Regions from separate parts of the Mus musculus genome. Here region 2 is linked to region 1. The links are chromatin loops, found by intact Hi-C in ENCODE. Cell type or tissue: heart. All regions are shown on one strand. Links, peaks and the distances in the headings refer to the core of each region. The heading gives the core; the rest is flanking DNA. Region 1 overlaps Ptprd (protein tyrosine phosphatase, receptor type, D). Region 2 overlaps Ptprd (protein tyrosine phosphatase, receptor type, D).

Evidence for each region. Hi-C counts contacts between places; a loop is a spot of excess contacts. Peaks named below come from ENCODE experiments on the same cell type or tissue, not always from the same donor. Only the 100,000 strongest peaks of a DNase experiment are listed, where the experiment ranks them.
Region 2: a loop joins it to region 1, with 15 times the contacts of the local background. A loop is called at or near these places in 11 of 42 quality-filtered maps.

What each region holds. Positions count from the first base shown.
Region 1 is chr4:77,515,564-77,525,457 of GRCm38, forward strand. The region is part of intron 4 of Ptprd (protein tyrosine phosphatase, receptor type, D); the gene reads right to left. Among named protein-coding and RNA genes, the nearest start is that of Gm38646, 210 kb to the left of the region's middle. In heart, for the core only: a CTCF peak has its summit at 3,871 (motif pointing left); no DNase peak of the experiment used is centred there.
Region 2 is chr4:77,079,643-77,089,536 of GRCm38, forward strand. All of the region lies in intron 7 of Ptprd (protein tyrosine phosphatase, receptor type, D), which reads right to left. Among named protein-coding and RNA genes, the nearest start is that of Gm38646, 230 kb to the right of the region's middle. In heart, for the core only: a CTCF peak has its summit at 3,728 (motif pointing right); no DNase peak of the experiment used is centred there.

The sequences.
Region 1 (9,894 bases), core at 2,486-4,985:
GAGCCTTTGGGACATTATTATTTGTTGATTCTACAATTTTTTGTCAGAAGCAGTCACTACACATGACTCAACATCTGTTTCTTCCTCTAATTCAATTACTTATTTCTCCAAACATGCAGTTATCCTTATAATTGTTTTTTTCTAATAGAAAAGAAGAACATATCCCTTGTCGTGCATGCAAATGCTGTAGAATCTTTATATAACAAGAGCATCAGTCAGAAAAGAAGCCTCTAATTTAAACATGAATATTTTTAGACAAAAAAATTATGGTCTCTGGAGCCACTGTACCTGTCTCCTTGTCCTAGACCAAGTGCTAGCTACTGGCTTGATATTCCAGTGAAGTGCACACCTCAGCCTCTATACATGCATATATGGAAACGTATACATGCATATATGGAAACGTATACATGCATATATGGAAACGTAAAGCCTCTCTCCTGAGGTTATCAAGACAAGCAACGCCATGTGAAGTACTTAGTACAATTTTTGACATAGATGAATAGTAAACCTGAAGGAAAGAACAGTTTCACATACATTTTATATACATATGCTTTTTAATATGTGTGAGAAGGGGTTTTGCTATATAGCTAAAGCTGGCCACAAACATTTATTATCATCTCCCCATCAGCATCCTGAATACTGAGATAACAGTTATATTATTATGCTTGCTCTGAAACACTACATTTTTTTTTTACAACAAAGTAATTGTCATAGTATAGGAATATCATTCCATTATGTGTAATGTGTTGGTATTTTTAACTTAAATATATCTCATTAAAAGTATATCTTGACAGTACTTTTAATTCTTTATAGCAATTTAGAATGGACAAACATATTTATAAATGACTGCAGAACTGCTCAGCTGAATCCTGTGGAGGTTCCATAACAGCTTAAAGATACATATCAATGAAGGATGTTTCAAGATATACAAATACCTCTTAACAGTACATAGACCAATCCTTCCACTTACCTCAGCAGCACAAAATATTGTCACATACTCTGCTATAACAGAAATAAAAAGGTGATTCTTCAATTTATACTCTGTGAAATTAGGCATAATCTTACATTTTTCATTTTTCATTTTTTTGTTTAGTAATGACTTGCATTTATAATATATGTGTTTGGGAGATGGACAGATGGCTCAGCAGTTAATAGCACTGGGTAGTCTTTCAGAGAACCTAGGTTCAATTCCTAGTACCCACAGTGTAGTTCTCAACTATTTATAATTCTTGTCCCAGGGTATCTGAAACCTTCTTGTGGCCTCGGTGGCCACCAGGTATGCATGTTTACATAGATAAACATACAGGTGAAATGACCAAACACATAAAATACACTAAAAATAAAATATGGGAAAAACACAGAAAATCCTTTTGTTTTTTTTCATAGTATTTTCCAAAAATTCATCGTATATAAAATATAATTGTTTGAAATTGTTGGTTAAATTAGTAAATCAGACAGATGATCTCATTGTTCTAGAATATTCTGTAAAATTGAAAAGATTCCATGGCACCTCTAAGAATTGCAAAGCATCTTAGCCCTATGTAGACTAATCTGGGAGTTCAAGGTTCATAACATGTGTTCTGATAAGAATTGTTTCCTCAAAATCTCCTTTTGTTTTACATATGGCACCAATTTCATAATTCATCTCTGAATTTGCAGTTTGCCTATTCATCTATGCTAGCTTTTTTATTGTTAATTACCTGCCTGCTTGGTTCTTAATTCTGTTGTTGGTATTAGCCCAGAAATTTAGAATACCCAAGATACAATTTGCAAAACACATGAAACTCAAGAAGAAGGAAGACCAAGGTGTGGATACTTCATTCCTTCTTAGAATGGGGAACAAAATACCCCTGGATGGAGTTACAGAGACAAAGTTCGGAGCAGAGCCTGAAGAAATGACCATCCAGAGACTGCCCCATTTGGGGATCCACCCCATAAACAACCACCAAACCCAGACACTAGGCAGATGCTAACAAGAGCCTGCTGACAGGAACCTGATAGAGCTGTCTCCTGAGAGGCTCTGCCAGTGCCTGGCAAATACAGAAATGGATACTCACAGTCATCCATTGGACAGACCACAAGGTCCCCAGTGAAGGAGCCAGAGGGGAGCTGAAGGGGACTGAAGCCCTATAGAAGGAACTTTAATATAAACTAACCAGAACGCCCAGAGCTCCTTGGAACTATTCCACCAACCAAAGAAAACACATGGTAGAACTTGTGGCTCTTGCTATATATGTAGCAGGGGATGGCCTAGTCGATCATCAATGGGAGGAGAGGCCCTGGGTCCTGTGAAGGCTCTAGGCCCCAGTTTAGGGGAATGCCAGTACCAGGAATGGGAGTGGGTGGGTTGGGGAAAAAGGGGAGGGGGGAGGAAATAGGGGATTTTTGGAGTGGAAACTAGAAAAGGGGATAACATTTGAAATGTAAATAAAGAAAATATCTAATTAAAAAGTTTGTTGTTACTCCAGCTCCTTGCTTTACTATGAGGATTACATGTAGCCCCTAACCTCTCTTCCACTCACGCTATTATATAGCTTCTGTTGTTCAGATGAGGAAAGCAGTCCCTAGTCTAGGTTACCCACCAGTTTGAACTGCTCGATTAATTCTTAGAGTCATAATCTTTCACTCATTAAAACATGGCTTCTATACTTAAGCACTTCATTCTCTATGACTACCACTAGCAAAATTGCTTCAATATGAAATGAACACGGATAATATAGTAAAACAAATCAGTTAGAGTCACTGATGTATATATACACAAATATCAAGTTATATTTGGTTTCTTGATAACAAGAAAGCCAAGAAAAATACATTAGAAACACAGCTCACAGTATATCATAATTTCAATGAAGTTAACATTTTGGAAAATACAACATTATCTTGTGTCCATGATAGCTAACATTTCACCAAGCAATTTCAAAAAGATTATTTTATATCTTTCATTTAGATATGAATGTTCATGGACATTTTGCCAAGTAACTGGGCTAAATAACAGCAGGATACATAAAATAAAAAATAATTGAGTTTTAGATTTCTTTTTCCAGGATGATACACAAAACAATTTTAATATACTAATCCATTTTAAACTTTTTCCCATGGACTCATTGTTTAATAAAATACTCTTTGCAAGGCAAAATCCTTAAAAATGGCTAAGACAATTGTATTTGAAATGAACATTTACCTGTTTCTCCTTGTCATTTTACAGTGCCTGTGTATATTGCCCTAATTTACAAGATTTAAAAATATAATATATTAATATTATCTCATGAATGTAAAAATGTCATAAAAGCACAATAAAAATTTAGTCAATAATATACAACCTTCTGATACTTGCATTCTATACACTATAGAGAAAATTAATAATAGCTAAAAATGGCTGAGCTGCCTTTCAGTATATTTACAAGTGATAGTGAAAGCAAATGTATACACAAACATATTTATCTTTTAACTCAAAATTAAGCAGAGTACCTTCTCAGAAAAAACCCACCACTTAAATTTGAAAAATAAGGCACTGGTGGCTTTGTCTCTGAGTTAAAATTACAAATTAAAGCTTCAAGGAAGACATAGTTCATAGTTTGGAAGAGATAGGACTCCTTTATAGTAAGGTAGAGAGCTCCTTTGCCAAACACCAGCTTCAGTCCTGCTGTAAATTTGACTCTCTTTGGAGCTGTCAGAATCTTCTGCATACAATAATGATCATCGTACTGCATGAGTACACAAACACTTCCTAACAGCACATTCGCTGCCTTTTCGCTGTCTAGAACTTCTCTGAAAATGGAGGTCCCTAGAGAACATTGAGCAATCCCAAGACTTACACAGCTAGCACTCAGTGCTTCTGTCTTACAGGTAGGTTTCCATCTCCCTCTGGTGGCAAAGAGAAATGAGAGCAGGCACACAGGAAATCTGGTGATAAATCAGGCAGCATGAGACGAAGGTCCACAAACTTGATGGAATTAATTTTCCCTCCTTTGGTACATGAATGCGAATTAAAATCACTAAGAATAATAGCAAAATCTTAATCTTTAATCTTGTCAATGTTCTAATATCTTCATAAAGGAGGGCATAAAAAGAGGAAAGAGCCAATATATCTTTGCTTCTTGAAGATTCATATACTTTACTCAATGCTTTCTATTCCTATCTCCTTTTCTCTCTTCCTTCTATACTATCTCTCTTCCTCTCCTTTTCTTTCTGTCCTTGTTTCCTTCCTTCCTCTCTTCCTTCCTTTTGCACTAACCCCCCCCCCCTTTTTTACAGTAATTCAAATTAAGACAAATATACTGGAAAACAATGAACTATAACAGTGTGGTATTAAAAATATGATTTGTTTTTTGTCTGTTTGAAGCAGGATATCTCTGTGTACTCTTGGCTATCCTGAAACTATGTAGGGGCCAGGTTAGACTTGAACTCGTTCATATTGTTCTTCTTTTGTCTCCAGAGATCTGAGGGCTGAGATTACAGGTGTGCACCACCTAGCCTGTCTCAAAATGATTTCTTAAAGTTTGCATCTTGTTCATTTTTATGAGGTCATGCAAACATGATCATTTAAAATGATCTGTATAACTAGTGGACGAAATAACAGCATGGCTCTGATTAGAGTAATTTCAAATTAAGTTGAATGATGAACAAACAGATATTTTTTTTTTTTTGAGGAAAGCCCTTTATTTCACTACGTGTTTGGTGGTTAATATTAGAAATGCTAACACCCTTTCTTAAACTTTTCCCATAAAAAGTTCTGGTTCCATTGAAAGGAAATTATAAAACTTATTCACCATTAATACTCTTCAGAGTAAAAAACAATAGTAGTGATACATAAGTGACATTAATTATGGGCTATCGCTGTTTCAAGAACAACTATGTGAGGCAATAATGGTTTTGCTAACCAAATAAACAACACGAGTCTCCACAGGGGTGAATATGTATCCAGATTATTCACCAAATGAAATTGCTAACTGATCACTTCATCATAAAACACATTACTATTTTTCACAGCTTGTATTATATGGGACAGAATTTTAAAACTGGATTTCTTATTTCCAATTCAGAAAAGGAGGTGATTTCAAATTTTGCCATTCAGAATTCAACATAAGAAAGTTTTATTTATCACAGACATAATATATCTTACAATAATATTGTACAAGGGAAACATTTTATTCCCATATAGTGTGGCTTCAGTACACATGAAAACTATGTGCATGCATGTTTTCCTGGCCCTTCCTTCACTGTTCCTAGATATCTAAAACATGACAGCTTCTTAGATTAATTTGAATAGTTCCTGTTATTTCCATCTTGAGAGCCCTCCAAATTCTAGGTTTCACAGATTTTGGTATAAACATCATATATTTGGAGACTCTATTGTACCACTTACTATTTGTAGAATAGTAGAAATGTTTTCTTTTGGAATAAGTTACAATTGCATCAGTTTGTAGAGGAATTTTAATTTATCAACATGGTTGCCTTGGCAACAGTTCCCATACAAAGTTATGATACTAGAATTCAGACATGGCATATATTACAGGATAATCTATGTGGAATACAGACACACTCATAGGATACACCTTTAATCCCTAACAATGAAGATAAAGTTAGTTTCTAGAAGGAAGCTGCCATGTGACCTCTAATTTAGAGGCTGACAAAGTGACAAGTCAGAGAAAGATTTGGCAGAATGAGTCAGAAATAGGATGTGCCCAACTCATAGGAGAAGAGCAGAGGAAGATATGTGATTTAAGAGCAGGTAGAGAGAGAAAGAAGGAAGGTGGAGTGGTGTGTGGTGGGTCGTATGTGTGTAGGACAGTTTTACCAGGACAGTTTTACAGAGACAGGTTACAGAAGGAACAAACTATACACATGTCAACAGAACTAGCCAGAGAATGAGAAGGAGCCTAAAGAATAGGCCATATTGAAAAAATTAGCATGAGGCCAGAAGGAGCAGTTCAGGCAAAAGCTGAAGGACGCCAGATTGACTCAGTCATCTTTGGAAATTGGCCTTATGGAGCCTAGAAACTTCAAGGCTTAGGTCAGAGCAGAGATTGGGTTTGAACACAGAAAGAAATTCTCTGGTCTTAGCCCATGCCATGTATTCACACAGCCTGGGCTAGACCCTCATCTAGTCACCTCATCCGACAAAATAAAAGCAACAAGATAGATTCTTTTCTTTCCTGTGAAAATGAAGTAAGATGTCCCAGTGTGTCCAGAATAAGTTTGGAAACTAAAAAAAAAATGTTTTATGTACCTCACAAGAACTTTTCACACTGTAGACATATCTACTAAGGGGCTAAATTTTAACTTTCCTTTTAAAGAAGTCAGCTGTCTTAACACCTTTGCATGCTTTTCTCTGTCATCAATGCCAGAGCCATCTTTTCATGGAGTTCATTCTAGTTCTACCAGAATTCTGAGAGATTTGGCTCCAGCTGACTTCCAAGTACAATCCTAGCAAACTGTACTTTCTAGTATTATGCCTCCCGTCTTTCCTTCTTTTGCTCAGTTTTCTTTAAAACTTCATGAAACTTGTATATTTCTCTGATAGTCTCAGAGTGGGAGCTATATATTTCTATCCATGAATAAATTTATGGATAATTTAATAAATGTTATCTCACTGACAAAATTGTTTATACTAAGGTCCCAACAGTTTAGTGTACAACCTTAACTTTATAACTATGACTCTTGTTTAGTCCTAAAATTGTTGATATTTACAAAAATACTTTTGAAGCTATTTTGCAAGTACTTTCTCTCAAAATCCACTTCTGATAGGTCAAGATCAACACCCACTACAACTGTTCATGGCAAAGGTCTTCTGCTTACTCTACCACAAATATCCAACCTATTAAAGTTTCTCTGCCAATTTCTAACACTTTGCTGGTAGATTAAACTATGATGTTACTGGAATTTCAAAATGTGATACCAGAGGATATCATGGACTGGGCAACATAGGTTAAAGGTTAATGTTTCTTATCATATTCATATTTTATATGACTTTATAAAATTGTTTCAATTTACTAATTATTTTGCACACAAGTCTGGTTTTTAAATTTATATGAGGGTATGCCATACATCTATAGATTCTCTGCATGTCCAGAAGAAGGGATAGATCTCTGGAGCTACAGTTCTCAACAGTTGTGACCCTGGAAACTGAATTGAGGACCCTTGATAGAACAGCAAGTACTCTGAGCTCCTCAGCCTTATCTCTACCTCTTATAAATTTCTGTGTCTAAAATATATAATACTCGTGTGTGTGTGTGTGTGTGTGTGTGTGTGAGAGAGAGAGAGAGAGAGAGAGAGAGAGAGAGAGAGAGAGAGAGAGAACATAAAGATGCATGCTGATTTTTGTATACTTCAGTAGTTTTCAAGCACGAACAAACTCTATTGGGTCTTTTCTCTTTCACTATTTTCTCTATAGAATTGCTTCTGTGATTTCTAAAACTGCATATTGCATGTGCCTGCCCACTCTGCAAAAGCTGTTCACCATTGAGAACAAGTTAATTATCTTGCTTAGGGCTCCTAATTAATTCTCTGGTCCTTTTTATATCTTTCCAGTACATATCTAAGCTCTTTGGTGAGTGAGAATGCATTCTACTATCTTAGTTTCCAGCTGTTCCAACTCATTTCCATTATGATACAGAGATCAAAAGAAGTCAAGGAGGGAGAGGGGGGGAATTTGAATTTGGGCGAATTGAAAGTGGGACAAGCTATGAAAGTGCAAAGCCCACCTCCCAGTGACATACTTCCCACAAGAGGGCTCCTGCTCCTAAAGGTTCCATGATCTTCCCTAACAGCACCATCAACTGAAGAGCCAGTGTTCAAATGCCTGAGTGTATTGGGAGGTATTGCTTATTCAAACCACCACTATAGTATATGTTCTTAAAACATGATTGTTTCTTTTTTTTTCTCCTTCAAAAACATTCTTATAACTAGACATGGTGACCAACAGCTGTATTCCCAGTGAACCAGTTACTGAAAAGTCTAGAACATGAATCAGTCCCAAGAGTATGAGAGTAGGCAGGCCAATATAGCCAGACTTTAGAGTTCAGCTCAAAAAGAACAACCAAGCAAACAAAAATCCTTTCAGGTTTCACCAATTTACAGAATTAAATACATTCTTCCCTAGAGATATGTACCTTTGTAAAGTCTGTCATCCAAATGAAGATGGCACACACTATTCAAGCCCTGGAACTAGCTTATTTGGGAGGTCAGTCACCTTCTCCCTGTCCATCTAAATACAGGATGGAACATGCAAGAGACACTGTAGGAGGGAATAAGAGCAGATTGGGATTGGGGAGAAGGTGACAGAAGAAAAACAATAAACAAAAATGCAGTTTAAGTAACACCTGAATAAAAGGGTAGTGCAGACTTCCGTCATAGATGAATTATGTTCACTGAAGGTCAAAGATGGAGATACCAAGTGGGAACTGAATTCCAATTGCCAGTGTGAGGATTTCTCAATAGAAATTTTCTATCTATAGACCAGGAAGTAGTTGAGCGTGTACATGCGTGTTCTACTAAACCATACTGTGATCCCATTACTTCCTAGCATTCTTCAAAAGTATGACTCACTGAATCTCAGGACCCTTTAGATTCTCAAACAGCACCCATTGTTGTGTTAGAATGCCTTCTTTTATCCAGACAGATCACATCAGGCCAGCAAAGTTTCATGGGAAGGAGGGCAATAAGGAAGAAGGAAACAGAGAGCAAAGGTCAAGGGGTTCTGCCTTTTATTTGGACCATGATGTAATCATACACACAACTTCACACAGGTGAGGTGCAGGCAGGTCAACACTGGGAATGTATGACAGTTGCCATGGCAACAGACACAGGTCCTTGTCACCCATGAGTGATGTCATCACTGGATTCAGAGGCTATAGGCTCTGATGCTAGCACCCATAACATAAGCACTCTTCTTAATCTGTAATCTCAAAAATGTGTACCAAGTAATAAATGCACTCTCAATTTTCTGAATACTGCACTGCTTCTTTTAACCCATTTGGGGAAAACCAGAACTATAAAATTATAAGCTTCTCTCTTTATACAATTTAAGCAAGGGCAGTATGGAATACAGACAGCAAAACATCCCTAAATGAATAGAGGAGGTTTTTGGTTTGTTTCTTTGTTTTTAATTGATCAAGGATATTTTTAAGAAATGTAGTGCCAATCTTCATAACACTAAACAAATATAAACATCAGCTTGCTCACTATATCTTGTTCCTATTGCCAAGCACAGCATTGGCTAAGTCTTCATCCCTGTCCATCTAATTTATCTTCAAGTTTAGCAATGAGCCACTGAACTACTTTTGTTGCTACATCACTTCATAGGGATGAACCTGGATTCTATATTCCTCTTACCTCTCTATGAGTGACATTTCTAGACTCATTAAAAAGAGGGAAAAAACAGAACAGTGATAGGGTGAAATTGAGTTGAGGTAACTTTCAGTCTAGTCTACCCTCTATTAAAGCGCCACGAGAGTAGGCATTTATGTACTTAAGGAATTTGCTTGCTCACAGATCGCTGATTGCACTTTTAACTCTACAGCCCTCCATGATTTCTGTATCTTTTGAACTTTTTGCTCATGCTTATAGTATAAAACAGAAATATCAAGTTTTCCAGGTGATACTGCAGTGGTTTTAATGAGAATGGCCCCATAAGGCTCCCAAATTTGAAAGGTGTAACAGTTGGTGAAATTTTTGGGGAAGGATTAAAAGGTATGGCCTTGTTGGAGCAAGGGTGTTCCAGAGGATGGCACATGAAGCTTCTAAATACTTCATTCCCAGTGTGTGTGTGTCTCTGCCTCCTACTTATGCACCAGGATCATGGCACAAGCTCTAAACTCTTCCAGACACCATTCCTTTGCTCCACCATAATAAACTACTGAAACCACAATCCTCAACCTTTTTCTTCCCTAAGAT
Region 2 (9,894 bases), core at 2,395-4,894, 440 kb before region 1:
GTAAAAACAAAACCATAATTCATTATCTTATATGTGATCCTTCAGAATGACTTAAAAGTAATAAAACATGACACATCTCAAAATTGAAATGGATTCTGTAGGTTAGGCACTAATTGGATGAATCGTTACATGCAGTGTTCTACAATAAATATAGTACCCTCAGGTGTACACATCTAAGTCATTATGGCCATGCAGGAGTTATTTGTGCTACTGTTAAGACTCTTAAATGCATGGCATTGAAGTGGCTTGCATTCTTTAGGAAGTACTTAAATTCCTTTTGGCCCTTACTTCAGTAGCATCCTTGAGAAGCCAGCACCCTCATGCTGCCTCTACACAGTGCTTACTGCTTGACACATCTCAGTTCAATCAGTGCTCTGAAGGCCCAACATTTTAGTGGATAACTGTATAGCAGTCCCTGCATTTTCTCCCAGCCTTGTGTCATCTTTGTTTACATAGAAGATCATTTAGTTAATTTTGTTAAAAAACAAGGAAATGAAAAAAATTAGAACAAGTGACTTTTATCTTAATTTCTTCCATAATACCATGAAGTTGCTGGCACCCTTGCTATTGCTTTCCTTGTAAAGTTCTGTAAAGGACAGTCCTTTGGGTACAAGATTTATTTCTGAAACTACCCAGTTCTCTCTGGTCTCTTCCAGTCTCTTGCAGTTAATGGATTGGCATAATTAGTTCTTCTAGGAGTCTCATTTTTCTTCTTCAGCCATTTTGTTCTCATCATTTTATCTTAAAAGTCCCCCCCCAAAAAGAACTGAATTTGCACTGAAAACAAAAAAATCCCTTTTGATTTCAAGTCACTGTGTGAGTCCCATCTACCTCTCACTCCTTTCACAGACAGTATTTGGGACATGGTAGTAAATATTTCTCTTTCATATGTTCAAGCAAGAATCTATGCTTAGAGGCCAGGGACAATTGTTCCTCTTACAGAGGACCCTGGTTCAGTTGCCACCATACACATAGTGGCTCATGACCATCCCTAATGTCTTAGGGCATCCAATACCCTCTTCTGACCTCCAAGGGCAGCAGGCAGGCACATAGTACACATGCATACATGCAGAGAAGCATTCTTACACATAAAAACAAATAATTCAAAAATTTTTGAAATCATATTAATTTATTCTCAGTTTTCTCCCCTCTTTTAAAACAATCCCCTTCATTGACAAAACTTTTCTTTTTAGGAAAATCAGTTTTCTCTTTCCTTTCTGCTCCCAGTGGGCACGCTGCACACCAGTCCTTCCTGTTCTTGGTGCTGCTGGCTGTGACCTCTTTCTGCCTTCCCTCTACTGGAGGCTCAGTGCAGACCCTTACACCCCCAGCATTTCTATCTATACCTTCTTCATCCCCTTTGCCACTTTCCTTCTTGTTCATATTTTTAATTTTAGGCATACCTCTTACAGGTTTCATGAGTATTTCTTCATCTGTCAATGGACTATTTATCATTAGAATCCACATTCATTTAAATAATTTTGGTCTTCAGATCCTAGGCTATATATTTTCCTTCTAGAGGGCTTTCTCTGAGTTAGAGATTTCCTGAAATACACTACCTAGTGAAATGCCTATGAGCCCTTAATTGCCTACTTTGCATTTCTCTGAAATTTTCTGTTGCATCTTTGTAATGTGTGTGAGTAGTGGGGTATGTTGCATTTATGTGAGTGTGGGCATGTGCTCCTAGCACATATGCAGAAGCCAGAAGATGACTTTCAGAATTGGGTTGGTTCCCACAGTTTCAAATTATGGTGCTCAGTGCTAGGTCACCAAGCTCATATTCCAGTCTCCTTTACTTGTTGAACCGTCACACTGACACTCAGCTTTGTAAAGTCAATATATTACCTGCTTTTCCTTTACAGATGTATCTAACATACATATTACAGAAACTTGCACATGTCAATTATTCAAAATGTCAAGAGAAATTCACCTTTCCTTGTGCTAGTACTGTAATACATATAACAGATTAACAACTGAATGGAGGAAAATGTAGATCCATTTTCAACGAACAAACATTTTACTTTCTTATGTGTGCTATTAGGTCTTAGGAAAAGTTTCTATGTTTATGAAACCAAGTTTGAGATTTTAGTTGGAAATTCATTACTTCTATGAACTACATGTGAAACAACTAACATCTGTAAGACTGTGGTTCCTTTTTACACTAACGATTGTGCCTTTCCAGTTATCTGTGACTCTAGTGAAAAAATTAGTATGACATCTTCTCTTAACAAACTATATATTTTCTTGTCGATTTTTTACGGGCACAGTTGCTATCAAGAGGGTTTCTTTTTATTATACTTGATAGTGTGATGCTTTGATTGTGCACATATTAGGTGGCTCTCTGTTTATACTATAGGCTTTCCAAGGCTCAGAAACCATTAAGGATGAGGGGTAAAAAGACTGTACAACCCAGAAGTGGTGCATGACTGTAAGGAAACTGTATCATCTAGACACTGCAAGACAACTGCACATATGAACTCACAGAATTAATGACAACCTGCGTAAGATCTGTGCAAACCCTAGCCAGGGCACATCCTGGCACAGAGAGGAAAGGTGGACACAAAGCCCTATCTTCTAGCTAAGGAGTTTTATTGAAAATTGATAGCTGCTCAGAGAATAGGGAGTTTTTTGTAAGAGTGTTGGCTCTGGTAAGTCTACTGCTCTAGATGAAAGCCTCACATTAAGAATATAAGGGCAGTAGAAATTAGACTTGATGCATGAAAAACTAAAACAAGACAAAGGAAAAAAAACACAACAAAAAGAGAACAAAACTGGCAGCTAAGGGTGGGTTGGCACATGTGGAAGGAGTTGGGGATGGTTGTGAATATGTTAAAAACTTAGCTCATGAAATTCAAAAACAAACAGACAGTTATCATGAAATAACCTCAAAATGAAGTGGGATTTGAAATTTTGTAGGTAATAGCTCAAGTGAAGGTGAGGTATAGTTTAAATTATAGTAATTTTTAAAAAGATACAATAATATCAAAGAATGGATGCAGAAAATGTGATATATTGACACAAGAGTATATTACTCAGCTGCTAGGAAAAAATGGCATCATGAAATCTGCAGGCAAATAAATGAACTAGAAAAAAAATCTTCCTGAGCAAGGCAACCCATATTCAGAAGACCAACTAGAAATGTCCTCACTTATAAGAGGAAATTAGCTGTTGATTAAAGGGAAATCACACAATAATCCACAGACCCAGACAAGAAAATTAAGAAGGAGAGCTCTAGGGGGCACCTAGATCTCTCTAGGAAGGAAAAATTGAAGAGACTTTGTAGGTGGACTGCAAACAAGTATGGATGAAAACAGGAGGGACCAGGACAAGGTTGGGAAGGCAGGGATGAAAAGAAAGGAGAGAGGGAGAGAGGGGGAGGGGGAGGGGGAGGGGGAGGGGGGGGAGGGGGAGGGAGAGGGAGAGGGAGAGGGAGAGGGAGAGGGAGAGGGAGAGGGAGAAGCCTGGAATAAGGGGTGTTAAGGGGCCATGTGGAAACCTAATGCAGTGGAAACATCCTGGAAATTATGAGAGTAACCCTAGCGAGGACCCCGAGTAATTGAGGATTTGGAATTCGAACTGGTCTTCTTTAACCAGTGAAGGCTCTGGGACATCAATTCAGCCAGGAAACCTCCCACACCTATTCTGTCTGTAAAATGTGCTGGGGCAATGGAGGATCAGAGCTTGTTGGAGTGACCAACCAATGATCAGTCTAACTTGGGGCCCCAGCCACAAGAGGGAGCCCATGCCTAACACTGAATAGCAAGAAACCTAAAGCTAGATGGCTCAGAAACCTAGGGCAGAATCTGATGTGAGTTACAAGACAAGGAGGAGGAGGAGGAGGAGGAGGAGGAGGAGGAGGAGGAGGAGGAGGAGGAGGAGGAGGAGGAGGAGGAGGAGGAGGAGAAAAGTCAATGAAATGATATTTTTATTTCTATATGCATATTTCTGTGCCTCGCCCAGTTGACACCAGAGAGGTTTCCTCTGGCAGCTGATGGAAGCAGTTCAGGAGGCCCACACCCAAACATTAGGCGAAGCTTGGGGTGCCCCATGGGAGAGGAAACATTGAGGGAGCAAGGGTCGGGGACGTGAGGAGAACATGGCCCACAGAATCAACTAAGCATGGCTCATAGAAACTGAAGCAGTAAGCACAAGGCATGCATGGGTCTGTGCTAGGTTCTCTGCATACATCCTGTGGTTACTTAGCTTGGGGATTTTGTGGAGCTCCTAACAGTAAGAGTGTGGGTATCTTTGATTCCTTTGCCTGTTCTTGGGACCCTTTTCATATTCAGTTGCCTCATCTAGCCTGGAAATGAGGGATTGTGCCTAGTCTTACTATCATTTGTTATGCCATATATTTTTTATATCACTGAGAGGTCTGCTCTTTTCTGAAGAGAAAGAGAGAAGCAGTGGATCAGTGGGAGAGGAAAAGGGAGGAGTGGAAACAGAGAGGCTGACATTGGCATGTATTTTAGGAAAGAAGAATAAATAATAAATAAAAAGGAAAATATAATTGGAAAAAGGAAAAGGTAATATAATTGTATTAATATAGAAAAACATCTATTGTTCAAAACATTTGCTATTTTACTACATAGCATATAGGATAAAAACAGATGAAAGAATGTCTATATTGTGTAGCCAAAATGTAACTGTGTTGTTTGTCTTACGATAGACATGAAAATGTTTACTATTATTGAAACATGATGGAACATTTTTATCATGGTTTCTGAAATAACTATTTATATAGTACAAACATGATAATTAAAATAACCCATCTTAGTGACACTATTTCACACTTTGGGCTTAATGTAGCCTTGTTCTTTACAGTGTGTACAGAGATTTTTTTCAGACATCATTTTGTAGGATGTGTAGGGCATAGTCTGTTGATGACAAAACATAATGACTGATACTTTGAGTCCCCTTTATGGTCAAATTAAATGACTTTGGAGGAATCTGGAGTAAGGTTCACTATTTGTCACGTAAATACAATACAGTTAGAATATTTATCTGAAATACATAGTTTTCTGTGAATTGAAATTAGTCTTTGCTGAAATAGTATTTTATGATTAAATACTTTTTGAGCAATTTTAAAGGTCCTTTTCTAGGAGACATTTTACCGTTATATGGTGTTACCAACATGGACCTCGGGGGTAGGTTTTCATAGTTTACAGGTTGGGTTTATTCATATTTGTTACAACCTTTACTCTACAGAGGAAATGGAAACAGGATGGCATTCACAATGCCTACCCTGCTATTTGAAGACTATGTCTCTCAGTATTAAGTCAATTGTGCATTCAACTCTACTATACTCTATGCTATGAAAAGTTGCTTCTTGTTATGTCTCTCAAGCATAAAGGAGTGGACACAGTTCTCTGTGGATTAGTGTATTAATGACACAAGCAACTTTTATTACTCTTCAGAAAAGTTCATCACAGTGCAATGTGATGTTGGTAGCACAGTACTACACACGTGCATACCAAAAATCCCTTGGTCACAATTGGACCCTTTACTTTGGTATTGTATACCAAAGGTACAGGGTCAAAATTTCCCACAATTCTACTTGCTGTGGTGATTATTATCTATAGATGTCCACAAGTCTGATGATGTTAAATGGAAGGCACCAGAAATAAACATTTATGTTTTTAAACTGTGAATTCTTTGGAGTGTGATAAAATGTTGTGTCATCCTTTTTTGCCACACTGGGATGCCAGTGATCCATTTTTCCTGAATTTCTGAGCAGTATACACTACATGTGGGCCAGTCATTTATCAGCTGTCTTACACATACGATTAAATCTTTTCGTACTTTAGAGCTTGGAAGCACACAGCCCTTGTTTGGACTCCAAGTGAAAGGCAGTAGGGCAGGAATTTCAGAGATGCTGAAGACACAAAGTGCTTCCGTTGAATGAAAGCACAAACAATGGAGAAAATTAGAACATTCGTGTAAGTTTTATGACAGTATATTGTGATCATTAATGCATTTTATTACTGTTGTGGTTTACCTTTTATGTCTAATATATGAATTGTGTTTTACCATAGGTATACATGTATGAAAATTCATAATTGGAAAGAGGTTGCAAATACTTTTAGTTTCCACTTTATGCATTTTCTAGGAATGTTCAACGATGTTTCTCTTGCATGGAAGCATAAGCCTGAGCATTAAGATCTGTTGCCTACCACTTGGTTCTCCATTTTGAAGCAATGGGATAGTATTATCTCCACTTCCACAAGATTTAATTAGTTTTGTGAGTCTAGCAGTCCATTCAATTTCCAAAGCTCCATGAATTTACAACATATGATTAATTAGATTTTTTATTTACTTTATTTACATTTCAAATGCTGTCCTCTTTCCTGGTCTCCCCTCTGAAAACCCCCATCTCCTCCTACCCCCCCTGCTCACAGCATTGAGTAATTACCAGATGCTGGGAAAAGGAGAGTCAGTTTTCTTTAAGAGTGTTACCACTGTCTGGTTTTCACCTGTGCTGGGAGTGGAGCCTCAGGGAGGAGCCTCAACTCTGCATCCAAACCAACACAGCCCACACCTCAGTTGCAGCTCAAGAGCTCAGGGGTTCTGACACATCCAGGAAAGCAAGAGCACAGGCTCACAGGAAGGAGAGGCTCCAGTCAGAGAAAGGGAGACCAGATAACACCAGAGATAACCAGTTAGGAAGAGGTAAGCAAACAGTCATCAATGGAAGGAGAGGCCCTGGGTCTTCTAAAGGCTTTATAACCCAGAGTAAGGGAATGCCAGGGCCAGGAAACAGGTGTGGGGTGGGGTGGTGAGCAGGGGGAGTAGAAGGGTATGGGGGTTTTCAGAGGGGAGACCAGGAAAGAGGACAGCATTTGAAATGTAAATAAAGTAAATAAAAAATCTAAAAGAAGAAGAAGAAGAAGAAGAAGAAGAAGAAGAAGAAGAAGAAGAAGAAGAAGAAGAAGATAAGCAACAGAAACCAACCTGACTTGGCAACATCAGAACCCATTTTTCCTACCATAAAAAGCCCTGGATACCCCAACACACCTGTAAAACAAGATTCATATCTAAATTCTCTTTTCAAGAAGATAATAGAGGACTTTAGGAAGAACATAAATAACTTCCTTAAGGAAATACAGGGGAAGACAAGTAAACAGGTAGAAACCTTTAAAGAGGAAACCATAAACCCCCTAAAGAAATGCAGGAGAACACAGTCAAAAAAGTAAAGGAATTGAACAAAACCATCCAGGATATAAAAATGGAAATAGAAATATTGAAGAAAACGCAAGGGGAGACAGCCCTGGAAATGAAAAATCTAGAAAAAAAAGAATAGGAATCACAGATGCAAGTATCACCAACAGAGTACAAGAAGAAGATGCCATAGAAAACATCAACACAACAGTAAAAGAAAATTCAAAATGCTAAAAGCTTCTGATCCAAAACATCCAGGAAATCTAGGTCACAATGAGAAGACTAAACCTAAGAATAATAGGTATAGGAGATAATTTGCAAACCACATAAAGCTCAAAAAGAAGGAAGACAAAAATGTGGATACTACAATCCTTAGGAGGGGGAACAAAATACACATGGAAGGAGTTACAGAGACAAAGTGTGGAGCAGAGACTGAAGGAATGACCATCCAAAAACTGCCCCATTTGGGGATCCATCCCATAAACAACCACCAAACACAGACACTATTGCAGATGTCAACAAGAGCTTGCTTACAGGAGCCTGATATAGCTGTCTCCTGAGAGGCTCTGCCAGTGCCTGACTAATACAGAAGTGGATGTTCACAGTCATCCATTAGATGGAGCACAGGGTCCCCAATGAAGGAGCTAGAGAAAGTACCCAAGGATCTAAAGGGGTTTGCAGCCCCCTAGGAGGAACAACAATATGAACTAACCAGTACCCCCAGAGCTCCCAGGTATTAAAACACAAATCAAAGAAAATACACAAAGGGACTCGTGGCTCTGGCTACACATGTAGCAAAGGACTACCTAGTTGGTCATCAATGGGAGAAAAGGTCCTTGGTCCTGTGAATGTTCTATGCCCCAGTATCCCTATACTGCCTGGGCCAGGAAGCGGGAGTGTATGGTTTGGGGAGCAGGTGGTAGTGGGAGAATATAGGGGGGTTTTGGAGGAGAAACTAGGAAAGGAGATAACATTTAAAATATAAATAAAAATATCTAATAATAATAAAAAAGAAGAGAGTGGAGATTCTTAACTCAAAGGGCCAGCAAACATCTTCAACAAAATTATAGAAGAAACAATCCCTTACCTAAAGAAAGAGATGCCCCAAAACACACAAGAAGCCTACAGAAAGCCAAAGTCATGGGATCAGAACAGAAATTCCTCCTGTCAAACAATAATTAAAACACAAAATACAAAGAATAAAGAATATCGAATGCAGTAAGGGATAAAAGTCAAAAACATATAAAGACAGACCTATCAGAATTATACCAGTCTTCTCAACAGAGACTCTAAAAGCGAGAAGATCCTGGGTACAGACCCTAAGAGAACAAAAATTCCAGCTCAGTCTACTATTCCTAGCAAAGCATGCAATTACCATAGATGGAGAAACCAAGGTATTCCAAGACAAATCAGATTTAAACAATATCTTTCTACTAATCTAGACCTACAGAGGATAATAAATGGAAAAGTTCAACACAAGGAGGGAAACTTCACCCAAGAAAAAGCAAGAAATTATTCTTTTCACAAGAAATCTAAAAGAATTGAAACACAATCATAATTCCACCTCTAACAACAAAAATAAGAGGAAGTAACAATAATTGGTCACTAATATCTCTCAATATCAATGGACTCAATTCCCCAATAAAAAGACATAAGCTAACAGACTTATACACGATCCAGATAACAGATCGTAAACACGATCCAGCATTTTGCTGCATATAGAAAATAAACTTCAGTGAAAAAGACAGACACTACCTCAGAGTAAAAGGTTGGGAAATAAACTTCTAAGCAAATGGACCCAAGAAACAAGATGGTGTAGCCATTATAATATCCAATAAAATAGACTTTCAAACAAAAGTTATCAAAACAGGTGGGGAAGGACACTACATACTCAAAAAAGGAAAAACCCACCAAGATGAACTCTCAATTCTGAACATCTATGCTCCAAATGCAAGGACACTTATATTTGTAAAAGTATCTTACCAAAGGTCAAAGGTACTTTGACTCACTGAACTTTACACAATAATAGTAGGAGATTTCAACACCCCACTCCCACCAATGATCAGATAATGGGTCAGAAACAGAGACAGTAAAACTAAAGTTATGAACCAAAGGATTTAACAGATATCACCAGAACATTTCACCCTAAAACAAAATAATACATCTTCTTTTCACCACCTCATGGTACCTTCTCTGAAACTGACCATATAATTGGACACAAAACAAACCTTAAACATCTCTGACCTCAAGCTGTGTTACAGAGCAATAGTGATAAAACTGTATGGTATTGATACAGAACCAGGCAAGTAGATCTAGGGAATACAATTGAAAACCCAGAAATAAACCCATGTACCTAAGGCCACTTGACCTTTGACAAAGGAGCTAAAACCATGAAGTGGAAAAAAAGACAGTATCTTCAACAAATGGTGCTAGTTCAACTGGTGGTCTACATATAGAAGAATGCAATTGATCCATTCTTATCTCCTTGTACAAAGCTTAATTCCAAGTGGATCAAGGACCTCCACATAAACCAAAAATGCTGAGTCTAACAGAAGAGAAAGTAGGGAAGGGTCTAGAATACTTGGGCACAGCAGAATACTTCCTGATCAGAATACCAATGGCTTATGCTTTAAGATCAACAATCATGGGACCTCAAAAAATTGAAAAGCTTCTATAAGGCAAAGGACACTGTCAATAGGACAAAACAGCAACCCACAGAATGAGAAAAAAATATTT